Linked DNA regions of Homo sapiens: region 2 is linked to region 1. The links are chromatin loops, found by intact Hi-C in ENCODE. Cell type or tissue: ascending aorta. All regions are shown on one strand. Links, peaks and the distances in the headings refer to the core of each region. The heading gives the core; the rest is flanking DNA. Region 1 overlaps SLC1A2 (solute carrier family 1 member 2). Region 2 overlaps LOC105376627 (a long non-coding RNA gene).

What was found. Hi-C counts contacts between places; a loop is a spot of excess contacts. Peaks named below come from ENCODE experiments on the same cell type or tissue, not always from the same donor. Only the 100,000 strongest peaks of a DNase experiment are listed, where the experiment ranks them.
Region 2: a loop joins it to region 1, with 4 times the contacts of the local background. A loop is called at or near these places in 3 of 110 quality-filtered maps.

Annotation. Positions count from the first base shown.
Region 1 is chr11:35,384,809-35,389,808 of GRCh38, forward strand. All of the region lies in intron 1 of SLC1A2 (solute carrier family 1 member 2), which reads right to left. Among named protein-coding and RNA genes, the nearest start is that of SLC1A2-AS2, 32 kb to the right of the region's middle. In ascending aorta, for the core only: no CTCF peak of the experiment used is centred there; no DNase peak of the experiment used is centred there; H3K27ac peaks cover 2,191 bases.
Region 2 is chr11:35,097,760-35,114,590 of GRCh38, forward strand. It overlaps LOC105376627 (a long non-coding RNA gene), which reads left to right. Exons shown (of 4, transcript XR_931194.2): 4 at 1-95. Among named protein-coding and RNA genes, the nearest start is that of CD44-DT, 32 kb to the right of the region's middle. In ascending aorta, for the core only: no CTCF peak of the experiment used is centred there; a DNase peak (open chromatin) is centred at 7,742; H3K27ac peaks cover 2,698 bases.

The DNA of each region.
Region 1 (5,000 bases), core at 1-5,000:
TAGAAACCCAATAATCAACCCCTCTAAAGCCTAGAGAGGTGACAGTAAGTAAGATGCTAAGGCTGGGAAGCCCATGGTCTCAGAGTCTCAGTGCAAGATGGCTTCCCTACACAATTGTGTACCCAAAAAGTAACCATCTGCCTAAATATGACACCACTTGTAGAAAGGCAGTTGGTTAAATTTCCCAGATATATGTGGTTTATACAAAGATAAACTAAAGAAGTGATAAAAATGTATGCATATGCTGACAACATCATACTATATCTGGAGAATACAATTTCTAGAGGCCCCAGAGTGACCCAGTGAGACAGTGAAATAGAAATATTCAAAAATAAAAGCTTTCCCCTCACTGCATTCTAAATTGTCATTGAGAAAGGCCAGAAAATGTCCAAGCTCAAACCATCCCTGCCCTCCCCTCCTTTTTATGAATTAGGGTAACAGATGGCTTTTTCAGTACATAGAAGAGAGGTAACAGCTGTTGATAATCTATGACAAGCACATATCAGATGGTTTTTCCATTTCATCCTCATCACAACCCTGAAAGGGAAATATTATCTCCCTTTTACCAGGTGAGCAAACTGAGGCTCAGAGAAGTTAGGCAATTTCCCCAAGGTCACACAGCTAGTCTGTCTATTTCTAAAGCCTACAGGTTTTGTAGTGTTTTGCCTCCCATTCTCCCTAAACAGAAGAACCTGCAGAGGGGTCTGGGTAGCAGTCAAATGTTCTTTCTCAGAACACCTTACAGCGACATGGTTTGGGACCTGTAAGTTATCTCAGAATACCAATTCCACAATGAGCCAGGCCGGCCATCTGCTTTTCTGACTTGATCTTTCCCCAAGATGTGCTATATCAAAGACAGGGAGCTTGGTTTTATTTTTCTCTGATTGCTTGGATTCTCCTTAGCATCTTCTAACCAATCTTATATCATCATATATTATTATAATAGTATTTTTTTCTTGAGCCTGCAGGTTCTCTGGGTGAAACTATGTGTAGAATTTGGCTCATCAAAGTTAGAAGAATTTAGACAAAGGACACAGGAGCAAGGAACACAGTGAAGCTTTAAAAATAATGACAGTTGGCCCGGCGCGGTGGCTCAAGCCTGTAATCCCAGCACTTTAGGAGGCCAAGGCGGGTGGATCACGAGGTCAGGAGATCTAGACCATCCTGGCTAACATGGTGAAACCCCGTCTCTACTAAAATACAAAAAATTAGCCGGGCATGGTGGCGGATGCCTGTAGTCCCAGCTACTCAGGAGGCTGAGGCAGGAGAATGGGGTGAACCCGGGAGGCGGAGCTTGCAGTGAGCCGAGATGGCGCCACTGCACTCCAGCCTGGGCGACAGAGCAAGACTCCATCTCAAAAAAATAAAATAAATAAAATAAAATAAAATAAAAATAATGACAGTTTTCTTTTCTCTGAACCTTAACCATGTTCCCTGCTATATTTCTTTCACACTCTCAGGTTTGTTTTTTCCATGGAATATCTAAATTCTTAGGCCTATCTTGTCTTCTCTCATTCCTCACTCTTTTATTGTGCCAGAAAAAAAAAGATGTCATTTAAAATAAATATGGTTTCCAGATACCTGTAGACGTTGACACCCTCAGTCACTGCTGTAATGAAATTCAGGGATGTCAGTGTACATCAACAATCAACTGAAGAAAGGTGCCGATGAAAAGGCATCAATATGTTACTACTCAGATGGCTATTTCAAGCATCTTCTTTTGAAAGAAATCAAAAGAACATCAATTTTTATTTTTGAAAATTCAAAAAACCCATCAGTTTAAAAGGTTGTATTTTGAAATCATAACAAATTTCAGGTGATTCAACCTTCAAGCAATATTGATATATGGTTTAGGGATAAATCATTTTAAAAGCAATAGCTAACATACTAAGGGGCTTAATGTGTGTCAGGAACTTCTTCATATAGTTCCTATGCATTTATCCTCACAACCACCCCTAAATAATGTGGTCCTACTATTAAACCCATTTTACAAACATGGAAACTGGGACTTAGAAAGCTTAAATACATTCCTTAAAATTACCTTGTCTGAGAAGCTTGGTGACTAACCTGCAGTGCTTTTTCATTTTTAAAAAAGAACAAGGGGCAAAAATTTACATCTTTTTTCCCCCTTTTTTATTTGTTGTAGAGATGGAGTCTTGCTATGTTGCCCAGGCTGGTCTTGAACTTCTAGAATCAAGCAATCCTCTTGCCTCAGCCTCCCAAAGTGCTGGGATTACAGGTATCCACCACACCCAGTAATCTGCAAAAATAGACCTTCTGACTTTCCCATCTTCTGGCACCTCCCCTCACCCCCATTCTCCTGTAGAATTGGTATATGTACTTGATCCTGGTCAATCAATCACTGAAGATGGCTGCCTTAATGTGTGGGAGAGAATTACCTAAGAAGAAATGGGTCAAATCATTCTGGGGTGGGTGGGGGAAGAAATGCCAGTTCAAGATGCTGCTTCTAGAAAAGTGACTCAGAGAGGGGCCCAGCTTTTTATGCAATCCCAAAATGCCAGAAACGTGGGGTCTCTGGCCACTGAGGAGGCTCCCATGTAAATGGCTGGCTCATTTGGGTCTTCCCCACACTGGATGAGGAGGCAAGAACATCCCCTACTTTTCCACACTGTGACCTTGCTTGCTACAGAAGCCATATTACCTTCCCCTGGAGAGTAACGGGTGTGTTTTCTGACTATGTCCCAGACAAAGCTCATTAATAATTCACTTCTGAATAAATGACAGGAAAGTATTTGGTTGCCATGGTAACAACTGCAAGGCCTATTTGTTTTTTGTTCTTTTTTAAAATAATGTCTGGGCCATTTTTTTGTGAATGTTGAATTACTGACAGAAACCATACATGTATAAGACAGAGATATGAATGGGTAGGGAAACAATATCTTAAAAATGCAGTCGGTAAGCCATTAAGCATCAGGACCTTAAAATAAGGGAACCAAAATGCCTTTCTCAGCTTCCCACTGCACCTTTCTGGAAGGAGGAGGAAGTGACAAAAAAAAACAAAAACAAACAAAATCATTTCTAGACTCAATTAGCTATGTGATGAAAACTTATTCATACCAAAAATTCATATATAAAAGCATTTTTCACACTTGAACTTTTTTCTTAATTAACATATATTCTTGCAACTAATCGTTACTACAACCTTATGAGGTCAGCGTTATCATACTCATTTTATGGATGGGGAAGCTGAGTCTTAGAGAACATGGCCTAAGCCTCATAGTCTTGAAGTGGTAGAGGCAGAATTTATACCCAAGTCTGCCTGAATCCAAAGACTGTGTTCATTCTACGTATCAACCCTCGGGGAAAGGAAGAAATGGGATCCCATTAGGGGAGTAGGGTTTACCCAGAATTTATTTCCAGAAAATAGGCCTTAAATAATTTTTACTGAAAAGAGAAAGACCCGATGAGTCATAGATTTATTTAAAATGTCTTTCATCCCATTGCTAAAGAGCAGGGAGGAAAAGTGAGTTTCATCAGTTTCACATTTTCATCTTTTACGGCACTACATACCAGATGAAACAAACTCTTTTTTATAGCATTCGAAATAATCTCAGACATGTTTGTTTTTGTTTTGTTTTGTTTTGACACAGGGTCTCACTCTGTTGCCCAGACTGGAGTACAGTGGTGTGATCACAGCTCACTGCAACCTTGACCTCCCAGGCTCAAGCCATCCTCCTGCCCCAATCTCCAAGTAGCTGGGACTACAGGTGTGTGCCTCCATGCCTGTTTAAATTTTTGTATTTTTTATAGAGACAAAGTCTCCCTATGTTGCCCAGGCTGGTCTTAAACTCTTGGACTCAAGTGATCCTCCCGCCTCGGCCTCCCAAAGTGCTGGGATTACAGGCATGAGCCACCATGCCCCACTCAGACATGTTTTTATTGAAAGATAACACCCTACCCCAGATTGTGAGCATGTAGAGCCTATGCCTCCTTCACATTTGTTTCCCAGCAGGATACACCTTCGGATGCTCAGAAAGCATGAGCAGGTGGAATTACCCTAAATGAACTAATTCAGAAGCACAAAACCAAATATCACATGTTGTCACTTATAAGTGGTAGCTAATCACTGGGTACACGTGGACATAGAGATGAAATAATAAACACCGGGGACTCCAAAAGGGGCTGGGAGTGAGGGTTGAATAATTACCTATTTGATGCGATGTTCACTATTTGGGTAACGGGTACACTAGAAGTCCAGTCCCCACCAGTATGCAATATACCCACGTAACAAACATGCACATGTACCCCTGAGTACAAAACTAATTTAATTTTTTAAAAACCTAAATATGTAGATGACCAAAAACTGAGGGAAAAAAAATATTTGTGGAAGAGTCAATAAAAGAATCAATAAGAGAATGAAGTGCTTTAAAGCAATACCTCTTTAACTTTTATTTCATATATTCAAATATTCCAAGCAAAAAAATGACTCAATGCTTAAATCACTGGGTGAATTGGCCCAGTTTCCCATTCACATGCCCAGGTAGAGAGCCCAGCAGGTGAGGAAGGAGCTCAAGGCTGAGTTCACAGAGTTCCTCATTCTCGTTCCAAAACTACTTCTCAGGTTTTTGGTCTTTTTTTTGTTTTGTTTTTAACTATTAGTATTTTCTTCTTCTTCTCCTTCTCCTTCTTCTTCTTCTTATTATTATTTTTCTTTTGGTGAGACAGAGCTTCACTCTTGTCACCCTGGCTGGAGTGCAATGGCATGATCGTGGCTCACTGCAACCTCTGCCTCCCGGGTTCAAGCGATTCTCCTGCCTCAGCCTCCGGAGTAGCTGGGATTACAGGCACGAGCCACTATGTCTGGCTAATTTTTGTATTTTTAGTAGAGACAGAGTTCACCATGTTGTCCAGGCTGGTCTTGAACTCCTGAACTCAGGTGATCCACCCATCTCAGCCTCCCAAAGTGCTGAGATTACAGGCATGAGCTACCATGCCCAGCCTCTTTTTTGTTCTTAAATTTTCTTGTAGACACCAGGTCT
Region 2 (16,831 bases), core at 5,629-10,628, 280 kb before region 1:
CCATGGCATATGTTTACCTTTGTAAGAAACCAGCACATCCTGCACATGTACCCTGGAACTTAAAATAAAAATTAAAATGTTTTTTAAAAAAGTCATGATGTTTTCTCAGCAGCCCAGTTTACTTTTCCAGACCCCTCTGGCATGTGTTACTCCAGAAAAAGGCCGGTGTGTGTGAAACCCAGGCCACTGTGACACTGTATAATGAGAGGGACAGGCAGGGAGGAGGGAGAAGGTTGCTCCAGCCAAAGCCAGCAGCACCCCGGGAGCTGCTGTATCTGGCCAAAGGCTGTTTACACTTTGCTGCAGACATCGAGGCCTGCTGTTCAGGGGAGGAGGATTTCAATATGTGACCCCACAAGGTACAAGCAGAGCCACCTCTGTCAGACTGACCTCGACAGAGTGGTAGGGCCAAGTTTTAGAAAGAAGTTACATTGGATAGGGAGGCAGGAAAGAAACACTTTGATTCTTGCTTTCTGAGCTTGTTTCCTGTACTCTTTGGAAAAAGAAGACCAGAAAACAGAGCACCTCTCCAATTGTGTGACAGAATGGGAAAATAATCAGAATTGATGGTGGTGGCTCTGCTTCAATACTGGCCGCTGCTGTCTTCCACCTACATATTCTCCTCCAAGTCCTGTAGTCTCTCTGTGCAAACTCAGATTCCACATCTGTAAAATGGGAACAATAACAAAGTTGACATGAGGATCACATGGAATAACGTATGTCTTGGACTTTTTTAAGGCAGGCAGTTATGTGCACAAATATTTCATTTGCTTATTTGTCTTTTTCTCTTTAACTTTTCCCTTTGTCCTACCTAATCCCTATTTCTCCTTTTTTTTCCATAAGCATATACCTCAGGCCAAAAATGTTCAAATGTTTCCACCAAAAATGCCCCTAACAAGCAAAAAAATATGTAAAAAGGTTTAGCCCAAAGTGTCCGACACAAATGTGAAATTTCATTGACATTTAAAGTTTATTTTTAAGATACATGTGAATCTTGAATTTGATTCCATAATATGTTCATGTGAATCATTTACAGTTAGTTCTTGGTTGAAAATAATGGAGTCCATTCTAGGTAGCTCAGGCAGAACAAGAATTTAAGGGCAACCGTGGATCTTCTAGGAAATCTAAAGCATTGGGTTCCCCACGTAGTGGAAACATGATGAAGCCAGTCCCCAGGGGCTGCCCCAGCAAATGTCCAGTGGTGTTGGCCTTGGACACAAACACCCCAGCCTGCCCCAGACAGAGGTGCTTGCTCTGATCCCACTGGGGACTGGATACAGAGGCTCTGCTACTGCTGCGTGTGGCTTTGTCACAGTGCTGCCCAAACAGATTTCTCAAGGCTCCTTCCTCATATTGCTTTTGACCGAATTGAAGTCGTTAGTGGTTGTATCTGCATGGTACTGCCTAAGACCCAGCCTATAGCCCAACTACAAGAGAGGATGGAATAGTAAATTCCAATTTCTACTTTATGAAGGCAGGGCTCACAATGTAGGACATTTTCCCAATACAGAAAAGACTTTGAATACACACTTAGTGGTCATAAACATTATATATCTTAACATTCTTTTTAAACCACCTATCTGCAAGTAAAGTGAATGTTTTGGAAACATACACCCTGTTTTTCTAAGCTTTGTGTATCTTTCATAATCTGTGTAATCCCAAGGGTACATGCACTGCAGTTTGAAAATCCAGGCCCTAGGCCCTCCAGAGGCATTGTCCGTTTTCATGGAATGTACTAGAGATGAGTCATCCTCAGAAAGAGAGTACAGTTTCCATCTCCTAAGAGTGGAGGCACATTCAAAGCAATTTGAATAATCCCAGGTATGAAATTATCATATTAGGCTCACGAAACTGATGCCCTTTAATGGCTTTAGAATCACCAGTCCCACTATGAACACACATCTCCTAATGCTTACACCAATGTCGGTTTCCATGTCTTCGTCCCACCTTTTCCCAGGGCAGGCTTAGTTCCTATCTAGTCAGAGGAATTCAGGTTCATTCAGCACATTTCATGTCCAGTTTTGTTTACAGTAAAGGATCAAGCCTCTCTTCTGTCATGGCTAATAATTCCCGTTAGAAATAGAAGCCACTGGGAAAAAGTCACGAAAAAGCCAGCACTCTTTTCTGGGAACTTCAACTTTTCTTATTTACATGACCTGAAGTTTCATCATCTTCATTAGCAGAAAGCCCCAAGTCTGTAATTGAATCTTTGAGAGAAGCAATACAATTCAAATTTCCCTGTGGCTTGAAGGTAGTGGGATTGGCACTGTGGAGGTTAACATTCTCTCTGCAAACTACAGGATGACATTCTCCTAACAGCACAGCCCTGTCATTGTTTGGGAAACAATTCTCCAGGGAGTGGACTGTAAAACCACTGGCCAAATTTCAAGTATGTCCGTGCAGAATGAGAGTTATTTTTCCAGTTGGTCACTAGAAATAGAGCCCAGGCAAGGGCCTGAAGAATGGAAAGTATGGTTCATAGCAGTTTTTTATTCTAAAAATAGAATGATACTCACGTCTGTAATCCCAGGACTTTGGGAGGCCAAGGCGGGCGGATCACCTGAGGTCGGGAGTTCAAGACCAGCCTGACCAAAATGGAGAAACCCCGTCTCTACTAAAAATACAAAACTAGCCGAGCATGGTGGCACATGCCTGTAATCCCAGCTACTCGGGAGGCTGAGGCAGGAGAATGGCTTGAACCTGGGAGGCAGAGGTTGCAGTGAGCTGAGATCGCACAATTGCATTCCAGCCTGGGCAACAACAGTAAAGCTCCATCTCAAAAAAAAAAAAAAAAAAAAAATTAAAGATAGCTTTGCTGTGCAAGAGACAAGATTTTAGGGCTCTAGCCCAGGGGTGAGAGGAAGGCTGTCCTGGTCAGCAAGGCAGCAGGGTCTTAATCTGCTGAGACACCACTTCCCTGCTTCAGTAGGAGCCTCATCTCTTGAAATCTGACTTCAGGACACTGAGCATAGCCCTCTTGCTGCCCAGCCCGCTATATTCCACAGGAAGGGTAAGACCCTTCCATCTCTCACCATGCTGCCCAGACCAGTGTGTTAGGTTGCCAAAGCTTGCGTTGGGACAGACCTGGGGTCATTAATACTACTTGTATTAGCTCCAAGAATAACCAATATTTTGGAAGAGGTAATACATAAATACTTAAGGTGGTGACAGATATATTTGCTGGATGGACAGGATGTGGGCCCATACAGTCTCACATGAATTTGAAACATGACTTGTGTTTCCCCGAGAGGACATGAGTCTGGGTGGCAAAGGTGGGGTGCAGTAGACAGCCATAAATCATGTTTCACTGGCCCCCTTGCTATTCATACTTCAATTCTTCTCAAAGTGTCACTCGAGTATTTCTGAGCATTCTTAGGGGTATGTCAAATATGCTCCTAAATAAGCCCTTGCCATTTCCATTTGGTGCCTGCCATTTTCCTCTTGTGCACCTCTGGCCCCTCAGTGGAGTCTCATGGCCATGATTCTTTAGCTGGCAACCACTGGGAGAACCCTCATACCCATGGCTTCCTCTGTGCACTCAAGGCTCAGCTCCATGACAATGGGAAATCTTCACTGCTCAGATTTTTCTCACAGCTTGTCTTTCCCTAGAACTCTCACATTGAGTCCACGTGGCACTGGACCCAATATTGACATAGTCATGATGTCACCATCCTGGATCCAAAATCATCCCGTCCTTCACACAACAAATGCTTTGTCATCTGGGCACGCTTCTCTGCTGAAATTCTCTCCTTAGAGTTCCAGTCCCAATCTGATGACTTATGGTGGGCAAAGCATTTAACCTCTCTGGGTTTCAATTTACTTATTTATAAAATAGGGGATGTGAGCTAGATATCTTCTAGAGTCTCTTCTATTCCAGGGTTTGCTGACCCCTTGGAAGCATGGTGCTTTATCAAGCAATACACAAGAAGATATATTAGGTACTTCCATGTATCAAGCACTAGCTAGGTGCTCTGTAAATGGAAAATTGCTATTTTCTTTCATCTTTCTGACAAGAACCCGGCCTCTCTGGTCATCACTTTGCTTAAAACCCTCCAGTGACTTCTTGTCATATTTTGGAAAGAATCCAGGCTGAGTGGCATCCTACCTCAGTGCTATCACCTCATTCTTCTCTCATTTTTTATTTCATATACTCCAGATGGCTAGTCTTCTTTCTGACCCTGGAATGTGCTGAGCCCCTTCACACCAGGGCTTCTGCAAGTGTTCATTGTCCTACCTGAGATGCTCATCTCCCAGGTAACCCATGACTAACCTCTCACCATTCGGGTCCCCAAGGTTCCTTGCTTGACATCTGCCCCACTTTCAGCCAGCTTGCTCTGTCTCAAAGGTTGGCAAATTGTTGTCTTGGGTCAAATCTATTCTCATTTATTTACACATTTTCTATGGCTACTTTTGGGCTACAACAGCAGAGTTGAGTTCCATGTATGAGTGGCCGCAAGAGAGATGGATGGCCCACAAAGCTGAAAATATTTACCATCTGGCCTTTACAGGGAAAGTTTAAGAATCCCTGCCTATCCCATAGCATCTTTTATTCACACTGCTTATCAGTATCAGAATTGCTAAATCAATCTGCTTCTTTCTGCCTTATTTTTCTCCCCCACTAGAATGTAAGTGCCTGCAAGTTGAAGGTCTCATCTATCTTGATCCCAGTGCTTTTGTTAGTTCTTAGCACAGCACCTGACACAGAGCCAATAAATAACGGTAAGCTGGATGGATTTAGGTCTGTTTCCTTTTGCACTGTTGAAGCAATAACAAAATTCAGTGCAAATCCTAAAATAAACTCCACCATCTCCATGGTTCTTTCTACACCCCCGTGACCAACTGTCAAGCTTCTCTCTGTTCCCACCTTCATCTCATTGTGTCCTCTTCTGATTCTGCTCTGACACCCCCAGATACCAGTGTCTTCTTGCCCTTTACTCTTTATACTTTTCTAATTAGCTCTTGGCCCTCCATGGCACCAGCAGCCCTCCAGGGAGCAGCTCTTGGCTAGAAAGCCAATCAAAGGGCAACAGCGCATTCCTCTATGGTATTTCCAGGTAGGACTTGGAAGTCTGGTGGACTCAAACTCAGACACATATTTGAGGGAGCTTCATACTTTCCTAAGTGGGCCTTTCTACTTGAGACCACTTGAAAAATGAATTCAGATTCTCAGAGAATGGAACCCCAGGGCCGGGAGAAGTTTGAATCTAAGAAGCTCTGGCTATCAGATATGGGGGAGCTCCTAGGAATCATCTAACACCTCTCAAACTTCCCCATCAAAACTGGCCTAGTAGCAGATAACAGTGACATATTTCCCTAGGAGGGAATGGGGTTGATACATAAACTATACTACTCTAACTTCATTTTATTTCAATAATCCATGAGAACATTGTATTCTATCTCATAATATATTTTTAAAGAAATAATGAACCTTTTCCATTAAAATGTGTGGCTATGGCAACCACACATCTACAATCTTTGAGGAAAAATCACAGTCTACCTCTATCCTTAGCACACTCTTGCCTAGGCCCATATACCCACTGGTACTGAGACAGCTTGGAAAGCAGGAAATTTAATCCAGTGTATCCTTTAACAGATGAGGATACTGAAGGCCCAACAGAGATGGCAATAGAAATGAAGCTCCTTACCTTTAGGAGAACTCCATTCCTACTTCTTGGGAGGATAAATTAGTCTGTGGTAAGATTAGAAGTGTTGTTGAACAGTCTCTGTCTGCCCTCCAGACACAGCTGCCACCCTGCCCATCTGCTCTGTGGCCCTGCAGGCTGATATCTGAGTACTGCATCACCAACCTTCCATGCCCTCTGACTTCTGGTTGGATTTGACCAATGGCAAGCAAGGGAGGGAATTGGAAGGCAGGATGAGAGTGTGGTCAGGGTATTTGTTTCCCCAGCTCCCTTCCCACCAGACCTCATGTTGGCAATGGCTGTGCTCTTCTACCAAAGCAGGCGGACCCTACAGCTAGAGATCTACTAGGTTCTGGGAACCACTCCACGCTCTAATTCTCCTCAGACTTAGGAGTGCCGTGGCTTCCTCATTTGTCAACCCCGGCGTTCTTTACTATCCCAGCCATACATTTGTAACTAATGCCATCATTAGGCTCTCCTAATCCCTTTTATCAAAGAATCATTTGTTTCCTGCCAGGACACTTACAGTAAATGGTACTGGAAGTAGCCCAGAGAACACCCCTCAAAATGGGATTCTGAGGTTGGATTGCTCACACATTCATTAAGCACACATAAGCACACTGTATCTTGTGGTATGGGGAGGGGCATTTGTTATAGTGGTTTGCAGTAGGCTTACGATTACTTAAATCATCACTCATTTTGGCATGGGATGGTGTGGAATATGCATGAAGGGCATTATGTTTTGAGATCAGGAGCCATGGGTCTTTAGTCAATCTGGTGACAATGATGATTGCAAAAATTATGGTGTGAGCTTGTTACCTCTGAAAACCCTACAGAATATTCATAGAGAAAAGAACAAATGAAAAGTTTTAAATATGCAACTGAGAATACAAATAGAATATCAGAAAGCCTCTGTGGTCTGAATGACGCAAGTAACCTGGGTAAGATGATGGCCCAGACTCCCGTGACACTTACTCCTTTGCCTTGAAAGCATGTCTATGGTTCATGAGAAGTTTCTGATGACAATGACAGACCAGTTTATACATGGGTCTACGAGGTGTTCTGGAACCAACCAGAAGTACTGGCCACTACCTACAGACCTACTCGGGGTGGCCCTAAAAAATAGTGGTAGTGGTGAATCTTCCAGGTGGGTAGAACTTTCGGAAGTCCAAGGACATGGAAAGAACAGAATTGGAAGATTGGTGACAAGGAGGTCTGGGGAGAAGTCTGTATATGGATCCCTGGGAATAGATACTAAGTGTAAAGATGACTGTGTCCTATGTACATACCTACCTACTGAGGGCATTTACTGCAGATAATGCACCAAGTAATCAGATGGACAAGATGATCTGTCTAAGAGATGTCAGTCTCTCTTTTAGATAACTGTGTGCGTATTCCATGTGCAAAGTGCTCATGCCAGCAAAAATGGATGGTATTTATGCATGTAGATAACAAAAAGACACACCCTTACCAAGGCTTATCAGGCTATCCTCATTGCTAAGACTGCTGTGCTACAAAAAAGAAGCCAGTATAAGCCTCTAATGTGGCACCATTCCCCAAGGGATCAGCTAACTACCTGGTGGCAAGATGATTTCATCGGATCCCTCCTATTATGGAGAAGGCAAGGTTTTTGTCTTCATAGGAAAATATATCTACGTCACTTGCAGAATTTGCTTTCCTTACCCACAATGCTTCTAACAGCACTATCTTTTGGGGGCTGTATTGAGGGCTTTATCTATTGCCATAATATTCCACACAACATTGGTGCCAAGCAAGGAGCTCATTTTATAACAACAACAAAAGTGTAGCATGGGGCTCATGACTGCAGAATTCCCTGGTGTTTCCATTGATCCTCTCATCTATAGGGAGCTGGTTTTATGTATTAGTTGTTTATTATTGCATAACAAATTACCCCAAACTTAGCATCTTAAAACAACAAACATCATCTTCCAGTTTCTGTAGGTCAGGCATCTGACCTCTAACTCAGGGTCTCTCACAAGGCTGCAAACATTGGCTAGGGCTGTAGTGATCTCAATACTTGACTAAGGGAGTGGGCACTCCCAAGCTCACTCATGTGGCTGTTGGCAGGCCTCAGGTCCTCTCTGGCTGCTGGCTGGAGATATCAGTCTGTTGCCATGTAGACCTCCCCAGAGAGCAACACACACCAGAGCAACTGGATTCTATCAGAGCAAGCAAGCAGGAGAGTCAGAGAGAGCAGCAAGTCAGAAGCCAGAGTCTTTTTGTAACTTAATCTCTGAAAGTGACATCCCTTCATTTTTGCCTTATTCTATTCATTAGAAGCAAGTCACTAGGTCCAGCCCACATTCAAGGAGAGGTAAATACACAAGGGCAAGGACACCTGAAAGCAAGGATCACTGGGAGCCACTTTAGAGGCTACCTATCACCCTAGAAATAAAAGCACAATAGCCTGCTAAAGCCTCAGCTATGCTTCTGGCAGGCAACACCCTGTGAGGTTTGGGTGCTACCCTACAGTCTGCAGTATATGGCTAACAGCCAACATGTGGTACCATCTCCTGTATCCAGAGAATGCACAAGTCTGGAAAACCAGGGGTAGAGGTAAAAGTGTCCCCTCTCACTATTTTAAGAAATGACCAACTTAAAAATTGTTGCCTCTGTTTCCTGTGTCCTTTGGTTCAATGGGTTTGAAGGACCTAATGCCCAGGGATAGAATGCTTCCTCTAGAGACCACAGCCATGGTTCTAATAAATTACAAGCTGAGCCTACTTCTGGCCATTATGAGCACCTATCCTTGAACCAATAGAAAAGAGAGTCTCTATATTACCAAGGAAGAATTTGGGTGCTGCTGCGCAATGGAAGCAAGGACTATGTTACAAATTTGGAAGATTTCAAACATAAAAGACCAGAGGTGCATTCTGGTAGTGTTGTCTTGTAATCCCGATCATTTGGAAAACTACAGCTTCCGAATTAAGAGAGTACCACCCAGGACTCATATCCTGTGGCCATGAAAGTTTGGGTCACAACAGGTAAAGGACCATATTCAACCAGGGTGCTGGCAGAAGGTATGGAGAGCATAGAATGGGTAGTAGAAGAAGGAAAGTATGGTTATAACCTTAATCCCAATGACTAGGCACAGAAACAGGGTCTGTAGAAGCCATATTTTATGTTAATTATATCTTTGCCTATGTTTCCTCCCACTACCTTCTAAGAAGAGCACAGGTGGTGATTAAAGTTTTAGATTGCAGGTGACAATGTGACTGAACTCACCCTGACATGATACAGTGTTTGAGGGACTTTATGGAGGCCAAAAGGCAAAAGAGATGGGCTAGGATGAAGAGTTACTATCTGCTCTTCCCAATCTACTCTCTGCCCTTCTCGGTCTTCCTCTGGGCCCTGGGAGACTGGTCTCTGCAGACCACATCAACGAGATGTTTTCACTTCTGGTTTCTGAGAGGAACTGGCAGGATATCAGAGGGTAGAAGGAGATATATAGGGTTATTTATTCCTCAGGTTCAGCTGCAGATTGTCAGTGATTGAGCTGCTCTGCCAAAAGTTGATTTTCTGTGTCTTAGTTTGGGTTCTTTTGAAAGCAGTGCAACTTGAGTGTTGGAGGTTGACTCAGGGAGCAGAAAGAAGAAAGAAAAGCCAATGGAGTGTTTATAAATGATCTGGTTATTGTTGTGGGCAATTGGGGTGCAGTGACTTTGGGGGCTCCCTGAGGAATTACGAGCATGTGCCCCAGAATGATTTCCACAGAGGCTGATGGGCTCCGGGCATTTATCCACTCACTTCCACCACCTACCTATTGAGTTTGCGCCTGGAGACATATATTCCACGAATTTCTCCATTGTAACTGTGCTGGCTAAGTGGCCTTCTGAACCTTTGGAAAAAGCCCCAAGGAGCACAATTAAGAAAGACCTTGAACAATCTATCTTTGCTCTTGAGGTGGGACTCAGGTAAAGTGTGTGCAACTGTCCACCCTGTGGTGCTAAAGTCAGGCGGACTGATGGTATATGTTGTGGTACATCACCAGCACCTTCTTGCCCTCTGTCAGATGCAGGACTCCTGGGTTTGCTTCTTCTCTTTGCTGTTTCAGACATAATCATAACAGATCCTGTCCTTACTAGTCCCAGGGTATTTCATTATCTCTTTTTTGCTTCCTCTAAGGAGGTCTATACTTTTGTAATAGCTCCTCTTAACTCTCTCTTCAATCATCCTTTGGATCTGTTTTGTGCTAAAACTCTGATAGATAAGACTAGTGAAATTTCAAAAGTGAACATATAATGAGCTAAAATCCAGATAGCTAGTCTAGACAAGGTCTACTGTTTCTACCCAGTATCCACATACTAGTTTCTTATTAAAATGTTCAAAGCTACACAATCAATTTTTTTGGACTCCCCAAGATGCAGAGACTTTGAGAAAGCACTTTTCATGCCAAGGAAACACTGGCTCCTTTGGGGCTAACATGTAAATTTATTATTTTTTAAATGTCTGTAATATGGTATGGCTGTGTCCCCATCCAAATCTCATCTTAAATTGTAATCCTCATAATTCCCACGTGTCAAGGGAAGCATCTAGTAGGAGGTGATTGGACCGTGGGGGTGGTTTCCCCCATGCTGCTTTTGTGATAGTGAGTGAGTTCTCACAAGATCTGATGGTTTTGTAAGTGTTTGACAGTTTCTCCTTCAAACACTCCCCCTCTCTCCTGTTGCCATGGAGGATGTGTCTGCTTCCCCTTTGACCATGATTGTAAGTTTCCTGAGGCCTCCTCAGCCATATGTAACTGTGAGTCAATTAAAACACCTTTCCTTTATAAATTACCCAGTCTCAGGTATTTCTTTATAGCAGTGTGAAAATAGAATTTTTTAAGGAAATGAAAATTATATAATGTTTACTTTCCTCAAACTAGCAAAATGGACATCTGTCATTCTGTTTCACTGCCCAGCATCTAAACCCTCTTGTTATATTTGGAGAATTTCCCACCTATGTCTCTTGGTCAGAGAGTGATATGGTTTGGCTGTGTCTTTACCCAAATCTCATCTTGAATTTAGTTTCCATAATCCCCACATGTCATGGGAGGGACCCAGTGGGAGGTAATTGAATCATGTGGCTGGTTACCCCCATGGCTCTGTTCTCATGATAGTGAGTGAGTTCTCATGAGGTCTGATGGTTTCATAAGAGGCTTTTCCCCCTTTTATTTGGCACTTCTTGCTGCTGCCATGTGAAGAAGGACGTGTTTGCTTCCCCTTCTGCCATGATTGTAAGTTTCCTGAGGCTCCCCAGCCATGTTGAACTGTGAGTCAATTAAAACTTTTTCCTTTATAAATTACCCAGTCTTGGATATGCCTTTAATAACAGTGTAAGAACAGACTGGGAAAAGTAAATTGGTACTGGGTAGTGGGGTGCTGCTGTGAAGGTACTTGAAAACATGGAAGTGGCTTTGGAACTGGGTAACAGGCAGAGGTTGGAACAGTTCAGAGGTCCCCAAAGAAGAAAGGAAAATATGGGAAAGTTTGGAACTTGTAGAGACTTAGAGGGATCATAAGACAGGAAGATGTGAGAAAGTTTGGAACTTCCTAGATACTTGTTGAATGACTTTGACCAAAATGCTGATAGTGATATGGACAATAAAGTGCAGGCTGAGTTGCTCTTAGATGGAGATGAGGAACTTATTGGGCACTGGAGTAAAGGCCACTCTTGCTATGCAGAGACTGGCAGCCTTTTGCTCCTGCCCTAGAGGTCTGTAGAAATTTGAACTTGAGAGAGATGATTTGGAGTATCTGGCAGAAGACATTTCTAAGCAGCAAAGCATTCAAGAGGAAGTAGAGCATGAAAATTTGGAAACTTCACAGCCTGATGGGATGCAATAGAAAAGAAAACCCCATTTTTCTGGGGAGAAATTTGAACTGGCTGCAGAAATTTGCATAAGTATTGAGGAGCCAAATGTTAATCACTAGGACAATGGGGAAAATACCTCCAGGGCATATCAGAGACCCACCCATCACAGGCCTGGAGGCCTGGGAGGGAAAATGATTTTGTGGATCAGGACCATGGCCCCCCTGCTCTATGTAGCCCCAGGACATGGGACCCTGTGTCCCAGCTGCTTCGACTCCAGCAGTGCCTAAAAGGAGCCAACGAACAGCTCTGGCCTTCCTTCAGAAGGCGTAAGCTCCAAGCTTTGGTGGCTTACACATGGTGATGGGCCTGTAGGTACACAGAATTCAAGAACTGAGGCTGGGGTGCCTCTGCCTAGATTTCAGAGGATGTATGGAAATGCCTCTATTTACAGAAGAGGGAGAGGATTCCAGATACCTGTTAATGTGGACAGTAGAACTCCCCTCACTAAAGGACAGAAATAAAGAAAGATTACATGATGCCATGTTTGTACAAGGTGCTCAATAAGTATTTGCTTCCACATGTCAGCTGAAACCCAATATTAGCTATATCTGCTGGAATCAGAGCTCAAAGTGTTCTTTCATTTATGGATTCAAGAAAAGCACAGAGCAGCTAATGTTTTCCAGAAACTGTGGTGCTCTGGGGCATGCAACAGCAATCATGCAGAATGTATAGTCCCCCATGGGCTGAGCTTGCAGTTGGTGGGGAGTACCTACAAGTAACTGGCTCTTAAAATGCTGTGTGGTAAGTCCTTTGATGTGGGGGTAGAGGTGAGAAAGGCACTGACCCAATCTTTGGAAGAAATGATATACTGGTTATAATTGTGCTTGTCTATAATAGTAAACTCTACTCACCCCCTACCCCCTGAATGTCCCCCACAAAATAGTGACCTTAACAATGAGAGATTATATGCTTCCAGAAGTAGGTGATCCATGCTTATATGGCAGCTCAAAAATGCCATCAGGGCCTTTGCTCGGTCATCCTTAGCATATGGTTCTTGTCCTCATAGTGGCAAGATGGCTCCTAAAGTTCCAGGAATCAATTCTACATTCCAGGCAGGAACAAGAGGAAGAACAAATGGCAAAACACTAGATGAACCTGTCAGAGGTTTTCCAGAATCTCAACCTAATGTTTTATTTCTTTGGCTACACCTGTGTCCCATGGCTGCTCTGGATCCAAGGGTGCTGAGAAATAAAGCTTTTGGCTCTAAACTTTGACAACTCAGACAAAACTGGATTTCTGTTAATCAGGAAGGCAAAATGGCTACTGCAGAAGCAATTATAATTCTTTGCCTCATGGGTCAGAACAGAAGGAAGAAGTGAGCACTGAGTTCCTAGGCACCTTGCTTTTGTCCGCTGGGGTCCCTTTTGCCACTCTGGACCAAGTCTCACTCTGGCCTTGTAGGTGATCACAAGGCTGGAACAGGGAAGGGGGACTTGATGAAACCTGAAGATGACTTCCTCCCACCCCTGCCGTTTCACGCAGAATCACCTCCAAACATGCTAGGAAGGCATGCTCTGCACTGGCATGCAACAGTGACCCCGACAAAGCAGCCCCCACCTCCAGAGAAGTCACATTTAGTGAAGATAACTAACCAACCATTCTCAGTTAAGACATTTTGATATTTTTTTCATATCATATTCATTCCTCCAAGCCAACAGTAGGGAAAGTAAGTGTCTCATTATACAGATAAGGAACTGGAAGCCCAGAGAGAGTTGAAACTTGTGTAGTTCACACTACTGGTCAAGACTGGAATAGGATTTGCTTCCCACTTCAGTGCTTTCTCCTCTCCAGAATCCTTTCTGCTCCCCAACCCCTACCCCAAGCCTCACTCTGGTGAGAGAAAGAACTGGAAGAGAAGGTGCTGTGGTCCCAGGCATTACAGCAACTGAACATATTCTGAACCAGGAGGCCTGATTAGTAGCCACTGCTCTGTTCTCATCATATTCTTGCAAGAGGAAGTGGTGGTGGTTTTCCCCGCAATCAGGAAGGAATTCCATCATTCATCTGCTAAGGCAGCACCTCCCTGAAATAATCTCTTCTCCCAGTCAGGCCTAGCTGGCTCCTTTCCCTCTGCAGCAGGATTGGGAAGGTTGGCCTTATTATGGTCCCTCCTTGCTCTTGATTCCTGTGGGGCCTTCTTGACTGCCAGTAGCACATTGGCTTGGTTCAGGGTGGAGTTGCTCTGAACTACTTTAGGAAGGAGAGGCCCTGGCCTTGTCCCTGGCACTTTCCCTTTCCCTTCATTCCCTCCCAGCTGTGGCATTCACAGAGTTTCCCTCCTCCAGCCCAGTCCTGGGCAGCAATAGCCTTCATGTTAGATGCCAAAAGGAGCATTCATCCTTCCCCCATGGGCTGGCACTGGGGCACTAAGCTTGGGCACCAAGGCGGGGCCTCATGGAGGCTCATGGAGGGGGCTGTGTGAATGGGGTGTGCTGTGTCATGCCTTTCCGCCACTGTTTCTGCTCCTACCTGCCTCCAAGGCCTGCATATGACTCAGGAGTCAGTTCAAGTTTATCTCCCTTGGCAGATCTTCCCTGCTCCCTGCCCACTCCACCACCACATCCTCTCCAGAGCTGGAAGATCCCTTCCCACATCCCACAGGTCTCAGAGCACTTAACCCCTGGTTCCAGTGGACACATCTGTTTCTGTCTTTCACCTCCCTCCTTTTGACTGTGAGATCCTTGCATTCTCACAGTGCCTTGGCACTTAGTAAACCCTCAGTACATATTGGGTGAATCCAGGATGCGCCCTGGTGCAGAACACTACAGGAGCATGTAGAGAAAGCTTTTATCACATTCCTGAGGTACCTTAAGGTGAGGTACCTGTAGAGAGGGACAGAAATCCTAATAGCACATTTTTGTTGAGTATTTGATAGTTGCCAAGCACTAGTATGGCTTTTTGCATACTTTGCGTATTTGCTCACTAAGTCTTCACCACAACCCTACAAGGTAGGCGCTGTCTCCACTTTGCCCATGAGAAAACAGAGGCTAAGAAAGGTTAAGTAACTTGCTCAAGATCCCACAGTAGGACAAGATAGAGGGATTTCGACCTCACAGCTCAAGCTCTTAACCCTCTGCCATGCATGTTGTGTCCTTAGTACCACCTCCCCGCCCTCCCAGCCACACAGGAGCTTGTAGCACAGGCGAGACATTCTCAAGTGGATCAATTAGACGAAAAAGCAAGACAGAGCCTGCCCCAACACTTAACACTCAATTATTGCCCAAATGCTAATGTACAGAAGAAATAATGAGGACTGGACTGGAGGGAGAGCCAGAAACGGCTTCCACAGAAAGGTGTGCCTCATCCAGCCTGAGAGACATGGAGGAGCAGGACCAGCAGGTGATGGGGGCGGGGGGCGGGGGGCGGAGGGGGGTGAGCAACCCGTTTCAGGTTTCTTCCAAAAAGACGTGTGCAGGAGGCTAGCTGAACTTAGCCACAGTTTCAGAGATGCATAGAAATGAAACTACTGGAAGCATTTGGCTTCAGTTAAACTTGGGGCCGAGCAGAGCCAAGACCAGCACACCTGGCTGAGGAGCATGGGCTGTCTGATGGCCATCTCACCAAGATGGTATGGGAGCAGTGACTGGGAGGAGACCCAAAGCCAAGGTGGGAAGGTGTCACCAGCTTCCTGACCACATAAGGAGAAAGGTAGCTCCTGTTTATCCATCAAATATTTAACTAAGAACAGGTCTTAATAAGACATTGCTTTGGTTTTGGGAGGAGGGCAGATTTGTTTGTTTGTTTGTTTTTCTCTTACCCCTGGAGAGTGAAGAAATAGAACCCATGCAAGCAGGACTTGCTGCAAAAATGTCGCCTCTCCATTCAGATGCTGCCACACTGTCGGAAATGCCACCATTAGTAAGGGATTTGAAAACTTGATCCTTCTTCATTCAAGATGAAAAAAGTTTACATAGCTATAGACCTTGACAGGTCACTAAAAAGTGTTCAGACTCCTGAAAAATGTATGAAGAATCCTCAAAACATTAAAAATAGAGTGGCCACAAGATTCAGCATCCCACCACTGCGTATATATCAAAAAATATGAAATCAGTCAGAGCTATCTGCACTCCCATGTTCATTGCGGCAGTATTCACAATAGCCAAGGTTTGGAATCAACCTGAGTATCCATGGAGACTCGTGGATGGGTTTTTAAAGTATGGTACATATACATAATGAAATACACAGCAGCCTTAAAAAAGAAGAAAATCTTTTCATTTGAAACAGCATGGATTAACCTAGATGACATTATATTAAGTGAAATAAACCAGGCTACAGAAAGACAAATGCCATATGACCTCACTCAACGTCTAATCTAAGAAAAGTGTTGAACTCATAGAAATACAAAATGAAATGGGGTTACCAGAGACTGGGGGCTGGGAGGATTGGGGAAATATTGGTCTAAGGACATGAAGTTTCAGTGAGACAACATGAATAAGTTGAAGAGATCTATTTTACAATACGGTGACTATAGTTAATAGCAATATATTGTATATTTGAAAGCTGCTGAGAGAGTAGATTTTAAGCGTTCTCACCACAAAAAGTAAGTGTGTGAGACAAAGCCTATGTTAAACAGCTTGACTTAGCCATTCCACAATGTATACAAACACCAAAACATCATGCTGTAATCATAAAGTTTACTTGTCAATTAAAAAAATAAATTTAAAAAGGGTTCCAATTCCTTATATCTGTTGAATCCTGCAGTAGGTCTATGAAGTATGCTGGGCTCTAGAATGTAGTTGTTTAAGCACCCAAGTGATGAAGCCAGACTGAGTTTGAATCCCATCTCTGACTAGCTATGAAACCCGGGGCCACCCACATAACCTCCCTGCGCCTTAGTTTTCTTTGCCCATAAGTGGGGTGATGATAGTACTTACCTCAGAGAGCTGCTATGATTAAATAAACTACTGATGTAAGTGATTGGAACAATGTCTAGCATGCAGCAAGTGATATGTAAACATTAGCAATTATCATTATCCTATTTTATAGGTGAGGTAAACTGAGGCTCAGAGAGGTGAAGTGACTTACTCCAGGTCACACCACCAGTTGATGGCAGAATGAAGATCTAACCTCTGCAATTTGGTCTTCCAACTTGAAGCCTGATGATCACAATGAGGAAGGCTCTCCCTCTTCTTCCACCCTCTCAAAGCAGTGATAATCATTGTGAAGACCCTTTCTTTTAAATATGACAAAAAAAAAAGTGCCTGGCAGAGAGGACTTAAAAAGCAGATGATGAGGCCCCAAGGAGAAGGGATAGCAATGCTTATTAACATTCTGCTCTCTGCTGGACTATTAGATGATGGGTTGGAAAACCT